5 separate regions of the Mus musculus genome follow, and regions 2, 3, 4 and 5 are each linked to region 1. Evidence: chromatin loops called from intact Hi-C (ENCODE). Cell type or tissue: heart. All regions are shown on one strand.

Region 1 (5,000 bases):
CACCACTCTGTTATGCATATAATCTTGTTTTAAATTACCAGCTAAAAATCGGAACCAAGTAAACCAAGAAGTTCTATTATAATGTAGCTTGTATCTGGACAAGTCTGGCAGAAAACAGGTCTTCATCTTTACTAGACAGGAACTACCTGAGGGACAGTGTATTACAGAGCGTCTCTAGCTTCTGTCTTGGGCTGTTTGCTGCCGTGGCACAGCAGTGGTGTTTATTGGATAGGGTTTCACTACACAGAACACCACAGGCCTAGAACTTCCCAAGTAAAGCTCAGACTGCCTTCCAACCAGGATCCTTCCACCATGACCTCCTCAGTGCTAGGACTCTAAATGTACCTTACAGTAAAAGTAAGCTATCACTAACTATCTTTAAGTGATAGCCCTTACACATAGGCAGCTTTATATATTATACATTCTTGATTCTTAATGCAAAGATAGACCTACCTTTACGCTTAAAATAAAATTTAAATATTACTTTTAAAACTCAGATCAAGACACCTGAATTAACTTGTTACAAAATATCATGGTATCTTATTTCACAAGATATACAACCAAAAAAATTTACTTTTTGAATCTTACTCTTTCCACATTCTATCAGTTTCTCAAACGGCCTTATTGTATAATGAAGAGCCTTTTGCATGAAACATCAAGGTAAATATTCTGTTTACAAATATATGTGATCCATGAACAATCCAAAATAATTGTCACAAAAACCTTTATCATACATAGTTTGTTGGAGGGGCACTACTAATTACCAACATTCTTCTTTCTCCAAAGTACTCTAGTCTATTAGGAAGAAAGGGACAAGACTCAATGTATCCCCAACCTAACTCCAGATCCTCCAAGCTCAAAATGAAAAAGACGGACTCCAATAGGAAAACTGCCAAGAAAATGATTTTATGAAGGCCGCCCCTCCCAATCCCACTAACACACCATACCCAACTGACCGCCATCAGGGCTCAATGGTGGGAGGATGGTCTTTAATAAGCATTAGTCTACAGCTGGTCACAAGGTCAACAAATACATCTGGGCTGACCAATAAGAACTAGAGAGCTTCAATGCCAAGCTCAGCTAACTACAGCATCCCAAGGAGAGCTGTATAAAGCAGGGATGTTCTCTAGCTACACACTACTTAAGAAGAACTGATGTACAAACTTAGCCACTATAGGTGACAATCACCCAAAGCCGTTTCCCTTCCCTCTCACCATCACTTTAGGACTGGCTGGGAGATCCCAGGGTCCCTCACTGTATGTCAAAATAACAATACCTAGGCTCCAGCCTGGATTTCTGATTCAACAGATCTGGAGGGGGCCCAGATCTTACAGCTTCCACTCAACGCTGGAGAACACCTGCTCCCCAAAGGAACAAATGTAGAAAAACAGCAGTGTTTCAGGTGACACAGGCCTCCCCATTGTGACCAACAATTTTCTGTGATGTAACAAGATGACCTCAGACGTTAGGGAAGTCCTCAGCGATTAGAGGATACATCATGCTAAGATGCAATGTTCTTTGCAGGCCTTACTTCCAACCTCCTGGCATTAACTAGTCCTGTGTGTCTTCTTTCTTGGACAGAAGTTAAGCCCTGGGCAGTACCAGGAAGCACAAAACAATTCGGATGCCTACTCCAATTGTTCAGGTAGCCCCAAGCACTGAGGTATCCCTTAGGGTGAAAGTCCCCAGCATCAGTGTGCGACAGCTATTCGCCATTCATGACTATCTGTTGAGTCTGTTGAGTGATGACTGCCTGTCTGGTGGGGCTTAATCATACAATGGCTTACCACACTTCACTCCAGCAAACCGCGATTGTCTGTCTCTACTTACACTAACAAACTGAATGTCATCTTCGTTTTCATCCGTGGTAGACTCTGATGCCTCGGGCCCAGCTGGTGGGACAGATTCTATTATCTATAAACAAAAGCCAAAACACGCTTATCGATTCAGCCACAAGATCGCAGGAAGAAATTCTCCCCAAAAGGATCGATTAAAGACAAAAGCCCCTGAGGGGAAGCAGCAGGACCAAGCGGAAATCCAGCCCAGGGAACTGCATGGAGGAGGCCGGGCGTGCTAAGCCGTCTTGGAGCTGCAGAGACCTAGCTTCCCAGGCGAGCTGCCACAATTCCCCTCCCCGCCTCTTACAGGGGCAGGGATGCAGGCTCTAAACCCCCGGGGTCGGGGATGCAGGCTTCAAGTACAAGGCCAGCCTGCCTCCAAGCCCTTCTCACCCTCGGGGCTGCGGCTGCTTCGGCTAGGGCGGCCAGGGGCTGGGGGCGGCCGGACCGCCATTGTTGAGGACTCCACGCAGACGTGCACCAGGCCCGGAGGCCCCGCACTCGCCCGAGGCCGCCGCCCGGCTGAGCCCAAAGCTGAGAAGACAAACCAAACCTTTCGGGGTCGGGCTCGGCGGAGCCAAGGCCCGGGCCGCCACCACTCACCTCCGGCCCTGGGTCTCCCATTTCTCCCACGGCCTGTCAGCACCACGCTCCCGCCGCCGCCGCTGCTGTTCCCGACGCCGCCGCCACGACTTCCCTCTCGCCCGGCGCCGCGCGACCCGCCCTGCGTGAGCGCCCACGCAGCTGACGCCTCAGGCCGCGGGGACGCCAAGCTGCCGGACCCCAAGCGCGGCCTCACTGCCGCTAGCTTCCAGCGCCGCTTTGTACGCTCCCCGCCTTCCTCCCGCCCCGCGAGGGATTCTGGGAGTCGTAGTTTCCGCCGGTCTCGAGGCTGACGACCGCGTGGCGGGGAAAGGTGGCGAGGATCCGGAGCTCGGCGCTCATCTGCATCTCCGGAAGATGGCAGGAGGAGGTGGTGAGGGTCTTGATGTAGTTTTGAGTCCACGCCAATTCTCGTTCCGCTGCCGCCTTTCACTTAGAGACACTGACAGGAAAAGAGCCCCACTGGCAACAAGCAAGGCAGATGAAAACATGGAAGACTTTTTCCTCCCAATTACATCTTGGCAAAGCAAGGGCAAGAGCTTATATATGGCATTCCTGAGAGGTCATTAATTCTCGCAGAAGTCTCACAAAGGGGCTTCCTTGTTGTCCACAGGTTCCTGTAAACTAAAAGTAGCATTACTGATAAGGTTCCAGAGGGCTGCCCCTAGCCTTTCCTGTTTCTCCCTTGTTCTTTTCAGGCTAGGTTGAGTTGATAGGTTAATTACTTGGAGAGTGGAACACAGAGGTGTGGGCAAAACAGTCCTAGTAATGTCAGTTAACCCTTTCAGACCTTTAGTGATCATACTGCTATGAAAGCAATGCTCAGTGGTCTTTGTTTCGGGCCAGAAGGAAGGATGGATCGATAGATGGATGGATAGGTTTAAGTGAAGTCCAAGACCTGAAGCACTTGAGCTACTCAATCTCTCTCATGTTTTCTATCTCCCGGTGCTAGTAAATATTCAGTCTCACTCAAGGACCAGAGAGAGGAGCAAGGAGTAAAACTAGAGTACAGAGTTCAGCGGGAAAGTAAAAGCAGCTAAATCCCAGGGGTATAATGTAATTTTTCAAGATACACTTGGACTCTTATAAAATAAAACCGAGCCGGGCCGGTGGTGGCGCACGCCTTTAATCCCAGCACTTGGGAGGCAGAGGCAGTCGGATTTCTGAGTTCAAGGCCAGCCTGGTCTACAGAGAGAGTTCCAAGACAGCCAGGAATACACAGAGAAACCCTGTCTCAAAAAAAAAAAAAAACAAAAAAACAAAAAGAAACCCTGTACCAAAAAACAAACAAAAAAGGTTAAATAGATATTTCCTTTGTCAGTTGCCGCTAGCTACCCTTCTGTGAATGTAAAATGGTTCAGACCTTACTGACAGGGTTGGAGCCTGTGTAGGGTTTAGGGGAGGAGATACTTTTTATATAAGCAAAATTGAAAATTGGACCTGTGATAGAGCTCTCTCTCTCTCTCTCTCTCTCTCTCTCTCTCTCTCTCTTCCCCTCCTCCTCTCCTTTTCCCTCTCCCCCTCCCTTCTCTTCCCCCTTGTCTGGGGTCAGAGATTGGGCTTGCAGGAACAACAGAGAAGCAGCTGGCAGGACACAGGTAAAACAGTATTCTAGGAAAGAAGCTAAGGAGCCCTCTTGGGTTTGGAGGAGCTAAAGAAAAAGGTAGACTGGCTTGGAAGAATGACACAGAGAGATTTCTGAAAAGCCAGCAGTTTCATTGTAGAATCGTAGAATCGGGCTTGCAAATAGATGTTTTGTATATGGTTCAGAAAATAAAATTACCTCACTGAGTGAGCTAGAAGGGTTTTTTTTTATACCTCCTGTGTCTTTATTGGTATAAAGATGAGATAATTTAAATGGTTACACTGTGCGGAACACCATGACAGTGGATGAGGAATTCTGTAAGACCCTAGTGTTGGCAGAAACATCACTTGCAGGAAAGACAAATCCATACCCAGAATAAAGATCTACTCCAGCAAAGACAAAGTGTTCTCCTTTCCATGGAGGAAGTGAAGTGGTCCAATAGAGTCCAGCTGCTGAAAGATCCTGACAGAATGTAAAAGGTCACAGAAGCCCTGAAATTGGCAAGATAGATGTCACTGTTAGCAGAACTAGCTTCACTGATTTAGAAAAATAGAGGTGCACAATGCTCTGGCCACTCCTAGAACCCGTGTGTCTGCCAATGTTCTGACTGTTCCTTGAACCCATGTGTGTGCCCACTGATGAAGCCCATTGCCAGGTGTTTGTGATATTGGTTGCTGGGGAAGAGTCGGAAAATCTCCCCAGCAACCACAGCCGGGGCCAATCTGGAGTTGTTGCACCTGCACCAGACTCTTTCTTTGTACCCCTCCCATACCCATTTCTTGAGAAATCGTTTTAGAATAGATATTGTTTAGATCTGGAAATCCCCTACTCCCTCCTTCTCCTTTCCCCCCTGAGGGCCTATAAAAACTGGGACCCCTTTCCCCTTGGGGTCGACTCCTCTACCCTTGCGTGGGATACGAGTTGTCCCCAGAGCTCTGGCTTTCCCCGAATAAAGCCTCATGTGGTTTGCATCA
Region 2 (5,000 bases), 57 kb before region 1:
TCCCTCAGTTTCTTCCACCCCTATCCCCGGACAGGGTCTCATGTGTCCCAGGCTGACCCAGAACTCCTTATGTAGCCCAGGATGACCAAATCCTCACAACTCTAGGATTTGGGCTACAGGCATGAACCACTATGCTGGTTTTCTGAAGCCAGAGATCAAACCTATGTTTGTGAATGTGCTAAACAAACATCGTTCCAATTAAGACCCATCGCAGCCCAGCGCTCTCATTGCTAAAAGATAATGCCTTCCTTTCCCAGGGGCTTTATAAGGTTGAAATTACAGTGGTTGAAATTACAGTGTACACGAAAAGTGTTCCTTCTAAATTACAGACTGTTACTCCAAATTAAGTATGGTGTCAACTTGCTTCGTGGGTCCTGGAACACTGGCGCATCCGAACAGGAACCTTAAACAGTAAGAAACCAAAGCAGGCGGGTGGCCCGTTTCCCTGGCTCCCGCTGGCAGTCACCCTTTCCTGGCTGAGTGAACTGGAAAGGAGCTGCTCACTGCGGGCGGGATCGGTTTTGGGAGATGTGTAAAGAGCCAGCCTTCCAGCCCTGTCAATCATTTATCCCTCCTTGGCCAATGTCCAAACCCCAGGCCCGGAGCAGCTACTCGATAACTGGCACGTTCTAGGTCTTCAAGGTTTACTGAATCAAATGCTAAATCGATTTTCCCCTCCTTTAGTAAAATCATATTCATTCATATATCAGCTGGACAGTTTGAAAAGTGATATTCAAGACCAGGACAAATGGTGTTGGTCTGAGCAGCCGGTCTCCCCGTGTTCCTAGGCGAAGTCCACTGCTCTGGACTGAGACACACTGTATATATCTGAGCTTCAAGTTCTCATCTGTACAATACAGATAACGGTAACTCCCACAGAGACACGCGGCCTAGCCTACAGACTAATGCTAACGTGGATTATTTACAACCACTGAAAAGTACAGTATTTAGCCTCAGCATGTGCAGAGTCCCCATAGAACTGGTCATGAAAATCAGGAAAGGACAGGATTATCTTTTTAGAGAAAGCACCACAGGAAAGGAGATGTAGTAAAAAAAAAATTTTTTTTAATGTAAGGATATTTTAATGTAAAAATGTTTTTAATTGTAATATTATAAGCCATTAAAAACCAATGGCACCCTTTACCAGCTTGTAAAACTGGGCTAAACATTTAAAAGCATTTTCAATGCCCGGAAGATCAGTGCATCCTGCAGGACAGAAAGCCTTGGGTGTGGTTTCAGTCTTACAAGGGAGCAGGCTTTTGCTGTTCACAGAACCCATTCACCTGAATGGAAGATGCGCACTGGCGACAATCCAGTGATTTCCGGTAGTACCCCGTCCACTGTTGTCCTCAGACGTGTACACTAAGAAAGCTAGGGGGAAGTCACAGGAGCATCGTCCCCATTTTTAAAAAGTCTAATTTTGAATACTGTCATGCTCTGTGGCACTGTCCAGATGGCTTCTAAAAAGGGCCCCTAAGCCTTACCAGGCAGCATCTCTTTCTATTTCTTTGCCCCTTCTGACACACTTACTTCTAAGTGCTCATTACATTTTTAAGGGAGAAACAAGACTTACAGAACTCTGCAGTTACTGGTAAAGGCCTTGAACCATTAAACACAGAAATAAAACCCCTTCAGCGCAACTGTTAATAAGTAACGTAATTTAATCGCTTATGTTTGGTAGTCAGGATTCCTTTGATAGTAATCAGACACTAGAATGTCTATGCAAACTCCAGACTTTCAAGAGGCCCCCAGGAGAAGAGCAAGGACTCGGCACACAGGCTTGATTAAGTAAAGGTTCAGAACAATGACTCAGCTTGAAGAGTCACAACTTCCTGAACCCTTTCAAGAAAAAAAATCGGAGCAGTTGGGAATATACTGTCAAAGGTTAGAGCCTACCTCGCACAAGGAAACATTCTCGCCCCCTTTCACAGCGCAGGTCCCTTTGTCTCCCGGAGTTGGGGGATATAGGGTTCAGGTTTCTTTTGTGGCTACTCCACAGTCAGTGAAAGTTTTCTCACCTTCTGGCTCTTTTCTCCTAATAGTAACAGTAATGAGCGCCTCCCGTGTAACGAACACTGCTTGCATTTTTTTTTTCCTGTGCAGACACACTTCCCTGTGTTTGGTGGCTGCGTGGAGGGAGATTCATCTCCCTCTTATAATTTTGGGTCATAGTGTTCTGCTTACGCAGAACCCGGAGAAAACTAGGGAACAACGTGTGTGTCAGGGCATCTTGATAAGATTTTCATGGAACACCTGCACATGATCAAAACTTGCACAACTTTGAAGACATTAACATTTCCACCAGATACATAAGGCTCACGTGGTTAAAGCCAACCAAGTGTTCACAGCATTCGTTAGTAGTATTCATGAGTTAGAAATTTTACGACAAGGCTGTCCCCGTGTCAGAATCTTAGGGAGAGTGTGACTCCTGCCTTTGGTGTTTTCGGGCCTGCGATTGGCACTTCCAAGGTGTCAGCCGTGTCTTCTAAATGTACAACAAACACGGACAGACTGCAGAGGGCATTGCACGTGGTTGAGAGAATGAAGGATGGTATCCAACTTCGGTGTACCTCGCGCGGTCTCTCATGAGTCCGATTCTCGATGATCCCCAGGAGGGGCCGTCCTGGATACTACCACCCCCCCCTCCCTTACACTTGTATTACTATGAAGTGATCTGGGGCAAAGAAACTTACTCCAGTGTGGGGTGAGGGGGGGGGGGGCACACCAACCTGCTGCCTCCCTCCTGGAAGCAGAAAAGTTAAAGGCAGAGGGGGACCGCGCAGAAGATTCTGGAAGTTCTGCAAGCCGCACTCGCTCGCCAGTCTGCCGGGCCGGGGGAGGGGAGCCCAACCGGAGCGCGCCCCCGCCCGCGCTCGCCCCTGTGCGCGCCCCGCGGCCCTCACCTGAGCTCCAGCTGGTCCAGACTCTCCAGCAGGCGGCTGGAGCGGTCGGCCATGGAAGACGAGCGGCAGAAGCGGCCCTCGTGGGCCTTGGCGCTGATCTTCGCCTGGGCCATGAGCTCCGGGGGTCCTCGGCGTCCGCGGGCAGCAGTGGCGCGAGCCGCACGTCGCCGTCACCACGGGCGCCGCTGACGCGGACGGCACCGCCCCCACCTCCCCGGCTCTCCACCCCCGAGGCCGTGCGGCCAAACAAGGGCAGGCGCGGTCGCAGCCGCGGGCACGCCAGGGTGGGGGACCCTGCCCCGGCGCCCAGGGCCTCGGCCGGTCCTCCCAGCACCCACGGTTCACAGCAAGGACGAAGTGGGTGCAGCCCGTGAGAAGAGGAGACAATCCAGTGCACCCTAGGGCAGTCTCTACTTGTTCGACCTGTCCGGTGACCAGGCAGGCTCGGGAGAGGACAGGGAAAGCCTAGACCACAGGCTCCAAATAAGGAGAAGCCAAGTGGATCCGTGTTGTCTCCCCTTTCCAATGAAAGGATTATTACTATCACACATAACTTGTTTAAACCCTCTGCGAATGATATTCAGTAGGCTTAGATGTCAGAAGCTGCAGAGGTCAGTAGGTCTGAAATACGAAGCCGCATCTTAAAGTTGTGTTTTGTCCTCTCAGTGTACAGGGTACAGAAAATGGGAAACAAAGTACATTTACATCCTTTACCCAGAACTCAAAGCCATTAGATTACTGAACAGAGACAAGCCCCTTAAGTACAGTTTCTAATCCTGTCCCCACCACACCCCGAACACATCTTAATACTAATAAACGGTGGATTATCTTGGCTTCATTAAACACTGTCATCTCACGATACAACCGTGAAATCTGAACATTTTGTGGACATCTTGAAAGTCTGAACTTGGGCAGGTCTCAGGTCTAATGCTCCTCTGGAGGCTGACAAGTTGTGTAACGTGGGCCAGGGTGGATTCAAGGCTAGGCTGGGTAGCTTCAGCAAGTGTCAAAGGAAAAATAAAAGTGGCCGCAGACATAGCTCTGTTAGGTTGGCAACGAGGCCAGGCAGATGTGGTGGTTTGAATGAGATGCCATCTGTGCTCTCTAGCACTTGAACACTGGGGAGGCCTGGGTGTGGCCTTGCTGAAGGAAGTGTATCACTCCCCGTGGGCAGGTTTCAGAAGACCAAGCTATTCCCAGTGTCTCTCTGCCTCTGCTTGGGTTTGAGATCTGAGTGCTCAGGACATGTCTCTGCAGCCATCATAGACTCAGACCCTCTGTATCTAAGTCCAATTAAATGCTTTCTTTTACAAGTTGTCTTGGTGGAGGTGTTTTATCACAGCAGTAGGAAAGTAACTAAAATGGCAGGGATCTTCATATGTTTGTTTAAATGTCTCCACACGTTGAACACGCACAGAGGCATCTCCAGTCTAAGTTACTACGGATATGCTCCTGTCTAATGACACGCCTATGCTCTTTTCCTTATATAAATTATGACTTTAAACTGAGCATGCTTTGGAATAGGCATGTTCCTTCATGAATATGTACAGGATTCCTGAAAGAAAAAAAAAAAAAATCCCTCAGTGCTACCTGAGCTTGTGGAGAGCTTTGCTTTGGTAATGGCTCTGGAACTCTTCCTGCCTGGTGCAGGTTGCAAATCTTTGTCTTTTGCATCCTGGCGGTGCCTAGTTTGGCTTCACAATCAGCAAAACAGGTAATCTTTAGTCACCTAGCCTAGAATCACCCTGGGCTCTTTCACTCTTGTATCCTAGATACAATCCATGAATAGGTACCAGTTCTACCTTCAGAATCCTCCTTGATCCCACCGACTCGTCCTTACCTGGATGACTGCAGAGCCCCGTGTGCTCTCTCACATGTGTCTTAAAGAGCCTCTCCCATCAACACAGCATTCAAGCACAGTAGGCTGTACCATAAGCTCTCCCAAACCTCCAGTGGCTCATCAGGGTAAACAAGGCAGCATCTCTCAAAGTCAGGGGCCATCTTGTAAGCTTTTCACATGGCTCTTTCGACTCTTTGCTTAAGCTCATTTACCAGTGAAAATTTCCCTGGATGTTAAACATGTCTTCTGAGTTGAGC
Region 3 (5,000 bases), 69 kb after region 1:
TGAACACAGATTTGATAATAAAAGAAGAGGACTCTCAGGCCCAGGATCTTTGGCAAATAAAATTTCTGGCTGGACTGAATTTGCAATAGAAACCAGCAGAATTATGTAGTTTGGAAAGCTATTAAGTTTTTTTTTAAAGATTTATTTATTTTATGTATATGAGCACACTGTCACTCTCTTCAGACACAACAGAAGAGGGCATCAGGTGCTATTGCAGATGGTTGTGAGCTACCGTGTGGTTACTAGGAATTGAACTCAGGACCTCTGGAAGAGCAGTCAGTGCTCTTAACCACTGAGCCATCTCTCCAGCCCCGGCTATGAAGATTTTAAGGACAGCAAATGGACAGAGAAAGCACCACTGGACTCGGGAACACGAGCTTTGTTTATCCCTGAGCAACTTCAAGCCCACACTAGCAAGCTGCAATAAGACATTCAACGAAAGCCAGAAATATGGATATTAATACTCACTATTAATAAGAAAGTATACATGCAAAAAGGCCTGCGTGCTGCTTGTGAGCATGCTGACTGTGGGGACCTTCAGAAAGTCATCTTATGTGTCAATGAAATGTTGGGAAATATCCTTGCCATGCTCCAAGACTGGAACTTTTGCTGGACCTCACAGCCAGAGTTAATAATACATTTGGACTCACTTAAGATTGCTAGCCTACTGTCTGCTCAGTTTAAAATAAACAAACCACCCAACCAACCAAACAAAAGCCGTGCCTCCGGTGGTGGCGCATGCCTTTAATCCCAGCACTCGAAAGGCAGAGGCAGGCAGATTTCTGAGTTCGAGGCCACCCTGGTCTACAGAGTGAGTTCCAGGACAGACAGGGCTATACAGAGAAACCCTGTCTTGAAAAACAAAAACAAAAACAACAACAAAAACTAGTCGACCTCACTTGTCTTGGATTTCCCATGTAATATGCCTTTACCACCTAAGCTAATGAGTAGCTATTATCTTAAATGGTGTGCTCTGCCATGCCTCTGACCCAAGGTGATGCATGTCTATCACTTGCTAAAGGCAGCCGATACAGAGGTTAAAAGCTACCAGAAAAGTCAAAAGCACCTATTTATGGATACTGGTTGATAAACAATGACATTTGCAGAACTGTTTTTTGTCTGGGTCAGTTGGGATCAATTGGAGCCAGTGACTTAATCCCTTATAAAACTCTGTTAAAGATTTCTGTAAAGTATCCCATGTCTTCTTGTGTGATGCTTTCTGTGCTGGTCAATAAATACAGAGCAAGCCCTTTGTCAGGGGCAGAGTCCACTCACAGCTACACACCAGACATACATAAACACCGTTAGTCACATGCAGAAAAGACAGACACCCAAAGATATAACAGACAGACACAGAAGGACAGACACAGGGACAGATTCACAAGATCACCTTCAGGCTGACACAGACTCTCATACAAACATACAGTCAGGAGACCCAAGGAGCATGAAGTAGAGAGTTCACATTGGACTCTCTTGGCTAATGTCTCGAAGGGAAATTACTGGTGAGTTGGAGTTAATCACTAATGCGTTTAATCCATGCCATCTTATAATGTCTAGTCAAATGAATAGAAACAAACAAGCAATTTCGAAACCACAAGTCATCCTCCTATGTATTTCATACAGATATAACCTGTGGGGTATAGTTATATTACATTAATGAATTTTAGTTGTTCTAGCCCGAAAAATAACCAAAAGTGGATTCCTCTATAAGCTGATGGCAATGTTGATTTGTTTCTCTAGAGAACATGTTTAACAATTTATATGCACCTCATAATATCAAGTCTTGTGGATAATTTTGGAGAGTGCAATGCTTTTTGAAAAAATCAGGAACAAATTAAGATTTCTATTATGATTTTCATGTGCTACTAAATGATATATATGTAGTCTTTTACAGTGTTTTATAAAGTGGGTCAGAGGTGGGGATATGAGGGAGATGGTACTGTTTAAGGACATGTGAATACAGCATGCTACATGCATTATAAAACACGTAAAAATGTATAAAACATGTATAAAATGTGGGACTGTATAAAGACATTCAAATAAAAATACAGGATGAACATGTCGGTAAGTTGTTCAAAGGAAAGGAGGGCAATGGGGTAGTGAGGAACAGCTGTGAGCTGAGTTCTAAACAGAAGAGCAAAGAGTAAGTCTTACTGAAGAAACGCACCAATTTCCATAAAATATTTTGGGAGGAAAACCATTTTCAGACAGTTTGATGATCTTTTGTTTAGATCAGAAAACAAACTTTGAACAATGTTATATCTGGTGCTGGCTGAAATGAAGTAGGAAAACTGTCTACTGTCTGTGTTTCTAACTTAACCTTAAAAAGAGAACAGAAACTATATTCCCTTGGTTGGATAAAGAGTTAAAAAGGACAAATTACAGAAGATGGGGGAAAGTGCCAAGAAACAACGAGGAACAAGGCTGAGAATTGCAGAGGCAGCTGAGGTAGATGAGAAGATTAAATCAACAGAACACCGACCTGTGCTTTCTCCAGAGCACTATTCGCATTTTCTGAGTTTGCTGTCTCTGTCCGTTTCCTCTTTCTTTTTCTAAGAACTTGGTTGTCGGTGATGTCATCTGTCTGCAAGATCTTCTGCATTTTCTCAATTAGTCAGCCCAGGCTTTCCGGAACGGCGATGGCAGAAACGCCCATGTAGGTGCCGCTGTTCTGCATGCGGTTCTCGCTTCTTAAAAACAAAAACAAAACACAGGGGGCCTCAGCCTGCTGCCGGCTCAGGTGAGCGCCTTTCACGGAAGGTGCCATGTGGAAGGGGCCATGTTGTTGTCTTTCTTACTGGCCAACTTCCCGCACATGTTTACTTGACTCAAAAAAATCCAGCTTGGTGCTGGAGACGTGGCTCAGTGGTTAAGAGCACTGACTGCTCTTCCAGAGGTCCTGAGTTCAATTCCCAGCAACCACATGGCGGCTCACAGCCTGGGATCTGAAGTCCTCACAGATGTGTCTTACGACGGCTATGGTATACTCACATACATAAAATAAATAAGTCTTTTTTGTTTTAAAGATTTTATTTATTTTATATATGTAAGTACACTGTAGCTGTCTTTAGGCACACCAGAAGAGGGCATCAGATCCCATTACAGATGGTTGTGAGCCACCATGTGGTTGCTGGGAATTGAACTCAGGACCTCTAGAAGAGCAGTCAGTGCTCCTAACCTCAGAGCCATCTCCCCAGCCCTAAATAAATAAATAAATAAATAAATCTTAAAAGGAAAAAAAAATCTATTGCAAGGCAGGGGATTGATACACAGTAGCAGGTCATACTTTAAGAAACAAAAGAACCCATTCAGCTTTGTTACCGCCCTCAAGCTGCTCATGTGGTCAGGTGCGGCTAGTTGGCTTTAAAAACTTCAAACAGTGTAAGAACACTTTCCATCTGCCCTTCTTGTCAAGTAGCCATGAAGAATCTACAGGTTTTAAAAATTCTAGGTGTATGTAAACATCATCACACAGAACTGAAATTATGCACTTCTAGGAAAATGTATTAATAATAGTTGACAACATCAGGATGGAGGGTAAACATATTCCCAAGAGACCAATAAGAGTTGCTTAGACCCGAGTTTTGCTTTAAAAGGTGTTTTTCTTTCTGAAAACTCTGCAATCTTATGATAAGAGGTTCCCCTTGTCCCAAACTAGTTGAGTCTATCAGTAGGGTTGTAATGACAACATTTAACCTTGGTTATGTATAGCTGGTGATGCACATTAGGTCTTATTTAATCTTCAGAGTATTTGCTTCAATTGGTTTGTTTTCATAAGCATTTAATTATACGTAATAAAACCAGAGTCAGATTGAGCATATGAGTCTTCATGAAATATATAGAATATTGAGCACCCGGTAATATTTTGCTTCTTATCAAATTACTATAAATGTATTAGCAAATGCACTACTCAAAAATTTTTATTCACAAAGTTTATAATAAAACACTGGAGTCCAGCATCGTTTTGAAAGCTATATTTACTAATGTGATGAGTGAAGTTTTCAAGATAACATTATAGTTGGGCATAGGGTACACACCTGCAAGCCTAGCACTTCAAAGATGAAGGCAGAGGGTTTCATGTTCAAGGCGAACCTGGGTGACACCGTGAAATGTATTTTCTAAATTCTGAAATAAAATAAAACATAAACATACAAAAAGAAAAAAAAACCAAACTGGATAGCATTTTGGTTAGCTGGGGTTCAAATTGAATGTTTGCTCACATAAAAATAATTTCTAATGTTATGTGTGTTTTTTACGTGTGTGTGTGTGTGTGTGTGTGTGTGTGTTCAGGGGCACACATGCCACAGTTGCTGGGTTCAAGGGATTGAACACGTTTCCAGGCTCATTGATTTTTTGATTTCTTTTTTTTTTTTAGATTTATTTATTTATTATATGTAAGTACACTGTAGCTGTCTTCAGACACTCCAGAAGAGGGCATCAGATCTCATTACGGGTGGTTGTGAGCCACCATGTGGTTGCTGGGATTTGAACTTCGGACTTTCGGAAGAGCATTCGGGTGCTCTTACCCACTGAGCCATCTCACCAGCCCGATTTTTTGGTTTCTTAATGGCTGACATTCAAACTGAGTTGAGATGAATTTTCTTTGCAGCTTTAATTTGCATTTCTCTGATGGCTGGTGAGATTTAACATTTTCCATGTGTTTAATGGCACATCTGTTCGTTTTACTTCCCCCATTATTGATGAGTCTGTTTGGTTCCTTGTTTGAATTTTGATGAGGACTGCATTGTCTCTGTGGGTTACTGTTGGTAGACAGCCATTTTTGCAATATTAATAATACAGCACAAGGAAGTTCTTCTCTGGTCTTACCTGTCCAGTGTTCTAACGCCCAGCCTCCTAAGTGCTGGCTTTTCAGTGTGAGCCACCAAATGCAAATACTCACCTTCTGTGCAAGCCCGTAAGGAAAGTTTATATTTACGTATTTCTTCTTTCGTGATATCTTTCACACTGATAGAAACTGGGATATGTTGATACCAACCTAC
Region 4 (5,000 bases), 620 kb after region 1:
CTCGCGGGTCCGGGACTTCTCCCAAGTCGGGTGGCGCCGGTACGCCTGGACCGCCTGCTGGCTACTCGTTTGGAGCGCTGAGACACCGAGGCAGAGCACAAACATTCAGACACTTACCCACCGGGTTCTGACTCAACGGCTCGGGGGTCCTGGGGGCCTCAGGGGATCCCGGATGAGCCCCCAAATGTTATGCCCAGATCCTAGGGTCCCCAAAGACCACCAGAAGTCGAACTCGTATGCAAAAGCAAAGAGTCTTTATCCAAGTCCGAGCTCAGACCCTCAGGCTCCTCCGACGCAGCGGGGTAGCAAAGAATGCCGGGAGCGCTGGAGGTTCAGCTTTTTTATTGCAGTTACAGCAGGGTGAGGAGCTTATCCGCTTGGCAGGCTAGAGATTGGCTAACAATCATTTCCGTTGTCTTAAGCAATCTATCTATAGGCTCTGGAACTTTGGGTGTTTTCCTGTTAGAGTCTAGGGTGGCTCCTTCCGAAACAGTTTGTGGTTTCTCCAGTAATTGGAGTTTACCTTGAAGACAGGGCCTATTGTATAAAATGGAGGCCTGGATACAAGACGGGAGTCTGCCTTGTCAAGCTGGAGCCCTTCATAGAAAGTGAGGTTAAAGAAAGAGGGTTAGAGGATAAGAAAACTGCCGAGGAAAATCAAGACACAGAGAGATTAGTTCAAAACACAGCTGGGGTTGGGGTGGGGGTGGGGTGGGGAAGCAGAAGTTGCTTCCAAAAAAAAAAAAAGAAAGAAAGAAAGAAAGAAAGAAAGAAAGAAAGAAAGAAAGAAAGAAAGGGCAAGGCCAGCCAGGTGAGAGACACAGGTTGTGCTGCCGTTGAGACAAGCTCACACTTTGAACAAGCCTCAAATCTAGTTTTGGGAGCCCCAAGAAGAGGAGGGAGGAGGGTACAGTAACAACCCGGGGAGTTCCAGTGTCTCCTGCCATGGACTGTGGTAAGAGGCAGTACTCTAAAACTTTCAAGTGCAGAGGGACAGAGGCAACTCCATCTTCAGAGCAGACCACCTCAGCCCCGCGTTAAACCTCGGGTTAACAAAGGCAAATGCACAGAAGTCTTGGAACGTCACTCTGGTATAGTGTTCTTACGTTTGGTCCTCCGTGCACGCGTAGACTCAGAAGTAGAGCCCAGAGAAGTGATGCACACCTGTAATCAGGAAGCAAGACAGGAGAGTTAAGTTTAAAAGGCCGGCCTAGGTATATACAGGGACCTGTCTCAAAAAACAAAACAAAACCTGACAAAACAAAAACAAACAAAAAACGTTTGGAGACAGTTCCATACTGGAGAGAGGAATCAGGCACAGACAAAACTCAAAAACAAGCAAACACATCCACTAGCTTGCAGTGGCGGCTCACAGCCCGGTGCGGCGAGCACTTCCTGCTAGCGGGATGCCACCTCTGCTTCCTTCTCCCTGCTTTTTTTCTCAGTCTCCATTTCTGTTTGCTTGTTCCACTCAGGAACAAGAAATCTTTTACTCCGGGCCGAAAATATGGGAAGGGGCTAGCAGTAGAAACCTCCGTATGGACAACCCACAATGTTATCTCGATATTTTAAATATTACTTTTAACTTCAATATCTATAGTTTTGCATATATAATGTAAATAATAGTTGATATAATTAGCTGAAATAAGCTACTGCTTGACAAAAAAAAAAAAAACCTAGTTCATAGGGTTATGAAGAAAGCAAAAGTCTATTCGCAGATCGATGACCCCTATGGCCCCAGTTTCCTGAAACTACGCCACTGTTTTGATGCGAGGTGTTAGGAGCGGCAACAAGACACGAATAGCAACGAATTATTTACAAATCATAAAAAAATACTGTTCCCATACCGGGAGTCGAACCCGGGCCGCCTGGGTGAAAACCAGGAATCCTAACCGCTAGACCATATGGGAGCTGCCGGCAGGTGTCTCTCCTTTGCTCTTATGTTACCTACGTCATTAGGGCCGCTTGTGCAAACTCCACCCTCCAAAATCTTCAGCATCTTCGCTTCCCAGGAAATAGTGACGAATGCCCGCATCCGGACGCTGCCGGAGCCCGTGACCCGAAAGATAGAACTTTTTCCGTGCGTGGGAGTGTGCCTAAAGTCAGTAGCCAGCAGCCGAGGGCACAGTCTTCACCCTATCCCAGCAGCCACAGCGTCGCGCTTCCCAGAGCCCACCACACCCGAAGCCCAGCCACGCAATAAATGCCTTTGTGTCTGGTTCTAGATTTAATCTCGTGACTCTGGTGTGATTAGCGTTCCAGGAGAGGTGGTCCTCAGGAAGAATTTATGGCCAAAAATTTTGTGGTCTCGGTCCTCTCTTCCATGTAGAGATGTCACTTTACTGACAGAAGAATGCTAAGAAGCTCGGTGGATGCCTTTCATGCTTCCAAAACTGGGAAGGCAAAGACTAGTGGGTTCTTGCGAGGCCATAGCCCTTCTGGTTTACAACTGTGCCCATCTCAAATTAAAAACAAAACGAAGGAAGAGGGTCCTTTTCTTTCTAGTCATAACAGCCCCACATATACAGGCACCGGAGAGCTAAAGGGGAGAAGAATGTGCTGTCCCAGGTTTGTAATTCTTCTTGCTGTTTATCGTTAAAAATTTGTAGCTTTATGAGATAATTTTCGGAGATACACAGCCAGAAATGGACGGTGGTAGAAAAGCTGGGTGCCGGACTCACTTAACATCCAACTGAAACCCCAGAAGTTCATTATGATTCCTTTACTACTGTATTAATACAATCCCAAATCCAAAAATCACATAAATTCCACTTTCTTTTAAAAACTGATTTAAGAGCTGGTGAGATGGCTCAGTGGGTAAGAGCACCCAACTGCTCTTCCGAAGGTCTGGAGTTCAAATCCCAGCAACCACATGGTGGCTCACAGCCCTCTTCTGGAGTGTCTTCAGACAGCTACAGTATACTTAAAAAAAACCCAAACCTAAGAGGGTCTGGAGTGATGGCTCAGTCATCAAGAGCACCCCCAGGGGGGTAGTGTGTAGAGGATGAAAGGGGGAGCCACACACCTTTAATTCCAGCACTAGTGAGACCTCTGTGAGTTTGAGGCCAGCTTGGTCAAGAGCAAGTTCCAGGACAGCCAAAGCTACATAGAGAAACCCTGTCTCAAAAACAAAAACAAAAAAAACCAAACCACCAAAAACCAAATAAGCAAACAACAACAAAAGAGCAAACCCTGTGTCTTAGGGTTTCTATTCCTGGACAAAACATCATGACCAAGAAGCAAGGTGGAAAGGATTTATTTAGCTTACACCTCCAAACCGCTCATCACTAAAGGAAGTCAGGACGGTCAGGAAGCAGGAGCTGATGCAGAGGCCATGGAGGGATGTTCCTTACTGGCTTGCTCAGCCTGCTCTCTTATAGAACCCAAGATTACCAGCCCAGAGATGGTCCCGCCCACAAGGGTCCCTCCCTCCTTTCTCACTAATTGAGAAAATGCCTTACAGCTGGATCTCATGGAGGCATTTCCTCAACTGAAGCTCCTTTCTCTAACTCTAGCCTGTGTTAAGTTGATACACAAAACCAGCCAGTACACCCTGACTATTCTTTGGAGGACCCAGGGTTTCCTAGCACCCACAGGAGACATAGGGCCTCTTCTCGCCGAAGGGCAGAAGACACCACATGGTACAGACATACACTGGGAAAGCCCCCATACACTGAAAATAAAATGAGAGCTCTGTGACACTTACTGTAGCTTTTACTTTATTCAATTTTTCTGTACAAATTTCTGTTTTTACAATTCATAAGTAGAAAAACCAATATAAGCAAAATTAACAAATTAGGAAGAAATATTTACACCCCACAAACAATTACATTCCCCTTCCCAACACAACTGGATAGCTCAGGAAAAAAACGTGAAGCAAGACACAGTTTCCAGGTGAGAGAATGCACCTTCAGCAAAGCAGCTGGGTCTCACTTCTATAAGCTAAGTGCAATCAGGAAGGTCACCCTGATTCCCCGGAAGAATGAGTTATTTTTCCTTTTATAACAGAAGTAATATTTCCTGCTAGCTATTCTGGTATTTGTGTATTTGTGTGTGTGTGTGTGTGCTGTCTTGTCTATAAACTTCCCAGGGCTTAAGTGATCCTCCTGCCTCAGCCTCTAGAGTTGCTGGAGCTACAGGCACGCGCTGCCACGCCCAGCCTGAGGTACTTTTATTGACTGGAATTGTCCTGATCTACCTTATGTTTCTAGACTCCCTTTCTTCTCTGTCACCATTTCTGCAGGGCTTCACTATCCCAGATGGCTGCCGCAGGTTATTCACACGTCACTGTCATGCCCTGAGACCATGGCCTAGAACTAGGTGCTCTCTACACTGCTCAGCTTTGCTTCATCAAACTTCATAACTCAACTTCATGCCTCGAAAAGCTAGAAACCGCGCAGACTAAGGACATTTCTAGGTGGGGCATCAGCTGAGACAGGGGCTGCTTATAAAAAGAAGAAGGCCTGAGGTAAGGTGGTAGCATCCACGGCAGCTATGCTCAGTGCCTCCCAATGTGGATGCAGGTCAGGCAGGCCCAGGGTCCAACTCCTTCAGTTTTTTCTGGAGGCCTCGAAGCTGACTCTGACCCCAGTTGATGCGAGTCTGGAGACTGGCTATATCTGCAGCCAGCTGTAGGCCTGGTGAGAGAAGAGGAATGTCATCATGGTAAGATCCATGGAGTGCCGCCCCCCCAACCCCTAAGACTGCAGGGGTGTTAGGCCTCCCTAGCCAGTACAATAGTCCTAAAACTCACCATCCCGGAAGCTGGCTTGGGCCTGCCGCAGACTGTGAGGAACCAAAATTCCAAACCAGTTCAAGGGATCTTGAGGAACTACAGCAGATCCTAACTCTTTGGTCTTGGTGGGGCCCTTGCGCCTGCGCAGAGCTGAAAGAAAGGCCATACAGTCCTCATGACCACAATGAGCTTAGTCCAAGTTCATGATTCTGAGAAACACTGGAGGTTAGCTATTTCCCCAACCTTCTCCTGTGTCTGGAAATAG
Region 5 (5,000 bases), 140 kb before region 1:
ACACATAAAAGAACGGTGACTTCCAAAGGATTCCTGACAGGGGACTCCATTCTGCCAACCTCACTGGCCTGATTTCTTTCGTATGACAGTAGGGTACTCACTTCTCCTCTGTGGCCTATATACAATTATCATCACCAAATCCATAGACACTCCTAAAATATATTAACTGCCTTGTGTGTGTGTGTGGGGGGGGGGGGGGGCTGAAGCACAGAAGGAGAGATACCGTGATTAGAATGAGGACACCATGGAAATTTAAGTGAAATCACAAAGAATAAAAAGAAAACAAAACTAAATATCTGAATATATAAAAACATAAAGCTGGGCGTGGTGGCGCACGCCTATAATCCCACCACTTGAGAGGCTGAGGCAGGCGGATTTCTGTGTTCAAGACCAGCCTGGTCTACTGAGTGAGTTCCAGGACAGCTAGGGCTACACAGAGAAACCCTGTCTCGAAAAAAAACAAAAAAAAACAAACAAAACAAAAAAAAAAAAAAAAAAACATTAAATTGTGCAGCTAACAAAACAAAACAAAACAACAACAAAAAAAACATTAAATTGTGCAGCTAAAAAAGTCCCCAGAATTATTTTTCAGTCAGAAAGAGTATGAGTTTATTAGAGAAAATGTTAACAGGAACTGAACAATTAGCTCATAAAAGTATGAAAATGTTTATTACTACTGTCGGCAATGAAATTTTTTCCTTGCAAAATTGGCAAATATTTCACAATAAAAGAGCTCACTGTTGCCACATATGTCGTTCCCTTGAAGTCCCACCCTCATTCCTTATGATCCCCATATGGTGCCATTATTTTCTCCACACTCTGATTATAAAACAAGGTCTCACTATGTAAGCCAGGCTGGTCTGAAATGGCACGTGTAGATCTGGCTGACCTTGAACTGACAAAGAGCTGCTTCTGCCTCACCAGTGCTAGGATTTAAGGCACGTGCCACTGTGCCCGATTTATTTTTATGTTTATAACCCTCTACCACAGACTTTTCCAAACATGAACCACTAAAAAATATTGTCTTCTTTAAAAAAATGCACCTATGAGTCAGCCAATTTTGTAGTTTCAAATGATTTAAGGCTTGTTAAGAATTCCCTGGCTATTTGATTTTAAGCTTTTTTTTTTTTTTTGACAGCCACTTTGATTTCTCTTCATGTACCCCTTTATACTATTAGGGTCCAAGAATTGCTAAAGAGAGACCCTAGACTCAAATGGCATGCAAAGGTGCTTATTCTGCAGAAACTGCCAGCAAACAGCATGGCATGAATGGTCAACCATTCATCCAAATGTCAACGGCTTGAGGGGCTCATAAGCCCCCTTTGATGCAGGGCTAGGGGAATTTTCCAGAAGGGTAAGGTAACCTCTAATGTGATTGATAGGAGTCAAAGCAGTGCCATTAGGACAAGTCTGATTGGCTGCTATATTAGTTCTATTATATTTAGTGAAACCATGAAGAGTTTCAGAGACCAGCTTGGCTGCGGCCTTGTTATCTCCTCTGGCCAGGTGTCCCAGAAATGGAATCAGCTGGAGACTTATCCTCCCTAAGTCAGGGCTGTCACTGATCAACGGCCCATTGTCAGTGGCTTCCTTTGAGGAGCTTGGTTTGCTTCCCAGGGAAGTGAAAATTCTTATCCCCAAGGTGTTTGGACCTTTCAATACAATCTCTTAAACGCCTACCTTCAAAGTTAAAATATGACATAAGTAATGTCATTTTATGACTAATTCATAAAGAACTAGAAAAAATATGTTTAACCACACAAAAATCTTATTATGCCATGGAATAGCTGCCTTTACAACATACCAAAAATCTATTTTGTTTTTGTATATATATATTGGTAGGGGTGGTTTTGAGTATTTATGTGTTAAATGCATTGACAAACAGAGGCCAGAAGAGGGCATCAGATGCCCTGGGACGAGTTACAGGCTGCTGTAATTCACCAGGTGGGGGCTGGGATTGGAACCTGAGGGCTCTGGAAGAGCAGAGAGTGCTCAGGACTGCTTGAGCCATCTTTCCATCCCCCTAAAAACCTATATTTGATCTCAGAGAAGAAAATAGGCTGAGTCTATCAGCTATGCCAGCGTCGTAATTTCCTAGTATCAGGGTAGGTCACTGCACACTATATAAATTGTTTTCTGTATCCAGAGGCAATTGGAAGGTTGACATCCCTGTCCCAGCAATGATATGGACATCTCAGAGATGCTGTCAGTGAGCTCTCATACATCCATCTCATCAACAATGATGGATTAATATAATGGCCCCGGCAAAAAAGACTGAGCAAACTATGGACACTGATTTCATAAAGGGAAAAATATATATATACACAAGCACAATTTTACTTTCGCTAAACCATAAGCAGTCACAAGCAGGGACGACTGTGCCACTTCTGTAACCACAGCTCCCGGATTCCAAGAGCCTTTAATAATTATTTATGAAACGAGATTGATGAGTCCTGGAAAGATGCTGGGTTCGGCTTCACATTAAACAGATGGTTTGAATCAAATGTGACTCTAACCTAAGAAACTTCGAGCACTCATCTGAAAACTGTATACGCATTCCTTCTGGAATGACTCGGCTCCTCAGTTTATCCCAGAATAAAGCACAGAGCACCTTTTGCAGCATAATTTCCATGAATCATTGCTGAGCACCAAGCACGGAGCCGCTGCTGGACAATACCAGCTGCAGACCGTCTAACCCAGCTGGCATTCACCCGTAGTTGACGTCGTTGCCCCAGAACTATTGTGTGGTGCATTACACAGTTGAGGGTTTAGTCGCCATATTTGGTTAAGTCAGAGTGCATCCCTGTTCTTTTCCAGTTTGGGTTATGTTATCCTAAAGGGAGGATGTGCTAAGGATCTTTACCAAGAGAGCATCTGTGACCACAGCCCTTCCAGCCCTGCTCACATGGAGTCACAGGAAAAGAAGTCTTTCCAGCAGAGTGGCTGACCCATAAAAACTTGGCCACCTTCTGCTCCCTCCACCCTCCTGACTTCATTTCCTATTTCCGAGAGTTTGGCTATGGAAAAAGTCTAGAAACAACCATCCCGTTCTTTCTCCCTTGGCTTCCATCAGTGAAGGTCAAGAGAGCAGGAGAGGAAACATTCCCTTAAGAGGTACTACGGGGAGGAAGAAATGGCCTCCCAGATATAAGCACGGTTTCTTTTATTCTGGAAACATCAGAGAGCCCTACTAAGTGCCAGGCAGTGTTTTCTGACGGAAGAGCCACACACCTCTACCCTCTAGAACTTTATGGTCTAATGGGAAACGAAATAAACAAACTAACCTATGAATTAATATAAATAGCTGCCAAGCAATAAACAATTCAACCAGAGAAGGAGTATGCATAGTGTTTGGAGGAGCCTTAGAAATTCTAGATTGAGTGGCTGGGGAAGGCTGGATAAGCATGTGACTACGAAGCAACGACAGTAAGAAAAGTAAGGATTTTATCTTTGTACCTTTGAAGCGTGTACCAATGGGAAGATTGTTACAGTCTTACAACCCTGTGATATTGGAACAGGAATATTCAAGTTAACTGAGCAGAACAGAGAATCCAGAAGCAGTCCCACACCTATAAATAAGCCTACATGTGACAAATCCACTGCTCAAGTCAATGGAGCAAAGATGGACAGTTCCAAATGACACAAGGACAAATGACTGACTGTGGGAGAGCAGTTTTATTCTCTATCTCTCACTACCCACAGATACCAACTCCAGCTAGTGGAAGACCTACTCAAGAGAGACAAACTAGTAAAACTTTCAGAACAAATATAGACATGGTCTTTATACTGTTTCGCCCCCAAAGAAGTCCTTAAACAATGCATGATGTTTCAGGCACAGTTGGCAGGCACCTGTACTCTCTGCTATTTGGGAGACTAATGTAATGAGATGGCTTACACCTAAGGTCTGGAAGCCACTTGGAACAGCACAGCAAAACCACATTCAAAATGGGGGTGTGATGGTTTGTATGCTTGACCCAGGGCACTATTAGGAGTGGCACTATTAGGAGCTGTGGCCTTGTTGGAGTAGGTGTGTCACTGTGGGCGTGGGCTTTAAGACCCTCATCTTAGCTGCCTGGAAGTGAGTCTTCAGATGAAGATGTAGCAGCCTTCACTAGCAGCCTTCAGATGAAGATGTAGAACTGTCAGCTCTTCCTGCACCATGCCTGCCTGGATGCTGCCCTGCTCCCACCTTGATGATGATGGACCAAACGTCTGAACATGTAAGCCAGCCCCAATTAAATGTTGTCCTTCTAGGAGTTGCCTTGGTCATGGTGTCTGTTCACAGCAGTAAAATTCTAACTAAGATGGGGCAGGGGTGGGGGAGACACTAATAAAAGCAGTGGAGGCTGGAGAGAGGGTTTAGTAATAAAGAGCATGTACTTCTCTTGCAGAAGGCTCCAGTTCAGTTCCCAGCACCCATATCAGACAGACAGCAACAGCCTTGTGACTCTAGCACAAGGAGACCCAACCCCCTTTTCTGGACTCATGTACATATGCCCATACATAGACATACACACACACATACACACACACGCACAGAGAGAGACAGAGAAACAGACGGAGAGAAACAGAGAGACACACAGAGAGAAAGAGAAAGATACAGAATTATAAAATAAACTACAAAGAAGAAAAATATTAAACAGTTTGGAGCTGGAGAGCAATGATGCCCGTGCAATGAATTGAATGTCCACACTGTCACTGAACTGTACACTTAAAATGGACAATTCTGTGCTGTATATCTTTTAACCACTTTAAAAGCACAAGCTAAAAAGTAACAGGTCCCAAGAGCGGATAATGAAGGTGAATATAAAAAGAACAGATTGATTTGGGAAGATACATTAGAATAAAAAAAAAAACTAAGTCTAAAATTAAGTACACACGTATTCTAATATCCACAGAATTGGAACAGTTGCAACCAACACAGAATTAATATCCAAATATAACTAGTAAAAAAAAAAAGGCGGGGCTTGGGATATGCCACAGTTAGTAGAATGCCTACC

What was found. Peaks named below come from ENCODE experiments on the same cell type or tissue, not always from the same donor. Only the 100,000 strongest peaks of a DNase experiment are listed, where the experiment ranks them.
Region 2: a loop joins it to region 1, with 2.3 times the contacts of the local background. A loop is called at or near these places in 5 of 42 quality-filtered maps.
Region 3: it touches region 1 in a loop (2.7-fold over the local background); 3 of 42 quality-filtered maps call a loop at or near these places.
Region 4: a loop joins it to region 1, with 13 times the contacts of the local background. A loop is called at or near these places in 3 of 42 quality-filtered maps.
Region 5: a loop joins it to region 1, with 3 times the contacts of the local background. A loop is called at or near these places in 3 of 42 quality-filtered maps.

What each region holds. Positions count from the first base shown.
Region 1 is chr1:33,811,897-33,816,896 of GRCm38, forward strand. It overlaps Zfp451 (zinc finger protein 451), which reads right to left and starts at 2,699. Exons shown (of 15, transcript NM_133817.3): 1 at 2,442-2,699; 2 at 1,831-1,914. The coding sequence starts at 2,462. In heart, a CTCF peak has its summit at 2,527; a DNase peak (open chromatin) is centred at 2,605; H3K4me3 peaks cover 2,466 bases; H3K27ac peaks cover 1,737 bases.
Region 2 is chr1:33,754,676-33,759,675 of GRCm38, forward strand. It overlaps Bag2 (BCL2-associated athanogene 2), which reads right to left and starts at 3,075. Exons shown (of 3, transcript NM_145392.2): 1 at 2,904-3,075. The coding sequence starts at 3,016. In heart, a CTCF peak has its summit at 2,947; a DNase peak (open chromatin) is centred at 3,056; H3K4me3 peaks cover 2,976 bases; H3K27ac peaks cover 3,410 bases.
Region 3 is chr1:33,880,959-33,885,958 of GRCm38, forward strand. It overlaps Bend6 (BEN domain containing 6), which reads right to left. Exons shown (of 7, transcript NM_177235.3): 2 at 2,483-2,690. The coding sequence starts at 2,602. Among named protein-coding and RNA genes, the nearest start is that of Gm38471, 8.7 kb to the left of the region's middle. In heart, CTCF peaks have their summits at 2,669 and 2,869; a DNase peak (open chromatin) is centred at 2,663; H3K4me3 peaks cover 574 bases.
Region 4 is chr1:34,432,974-34,437,973 of GRCm38, forward strand. Ccdc115 (coiled-coil domain containing 115) reads right to left here. Exons shown (of 5, transcript NM_027159.2): 4 at 4,754-4,885; 5 at 3,697-4,637. The coding sequence ends at 4,525. Mir5103 (microRNA 5103) reads right to left here and starts at 226; the gene lies at 148-226. n-TEttc1 (a tRNA gene) reads right to left here and starts at 1,910; the gene lies at 1,839-1,910. In heart, no CTCF peak of the experiment used is centred here; DNase peaks (open chromatin) are centred at 288 and 2,028; H3K4me3 peaks cover 2,669 bases; H3K27ac peaks cover 2,659 bases.
Region 5 is chr1:33,670,782-33,675,781 of GRCm38, forward strand. No RefSeq gene overlaps it. Among named protein-coding and RNA genes, the nearest start is that of 1700001G17Rik, 3.5 kb to the left of the region's middle. In heart, a CTCF peak has its summit at 1,891 (motif pointing right); a DNase peak (open chromatin) is centred at 2,960; H3K4me3 peaks cover 228 bases; H3K27ac peaks cover 127 bases.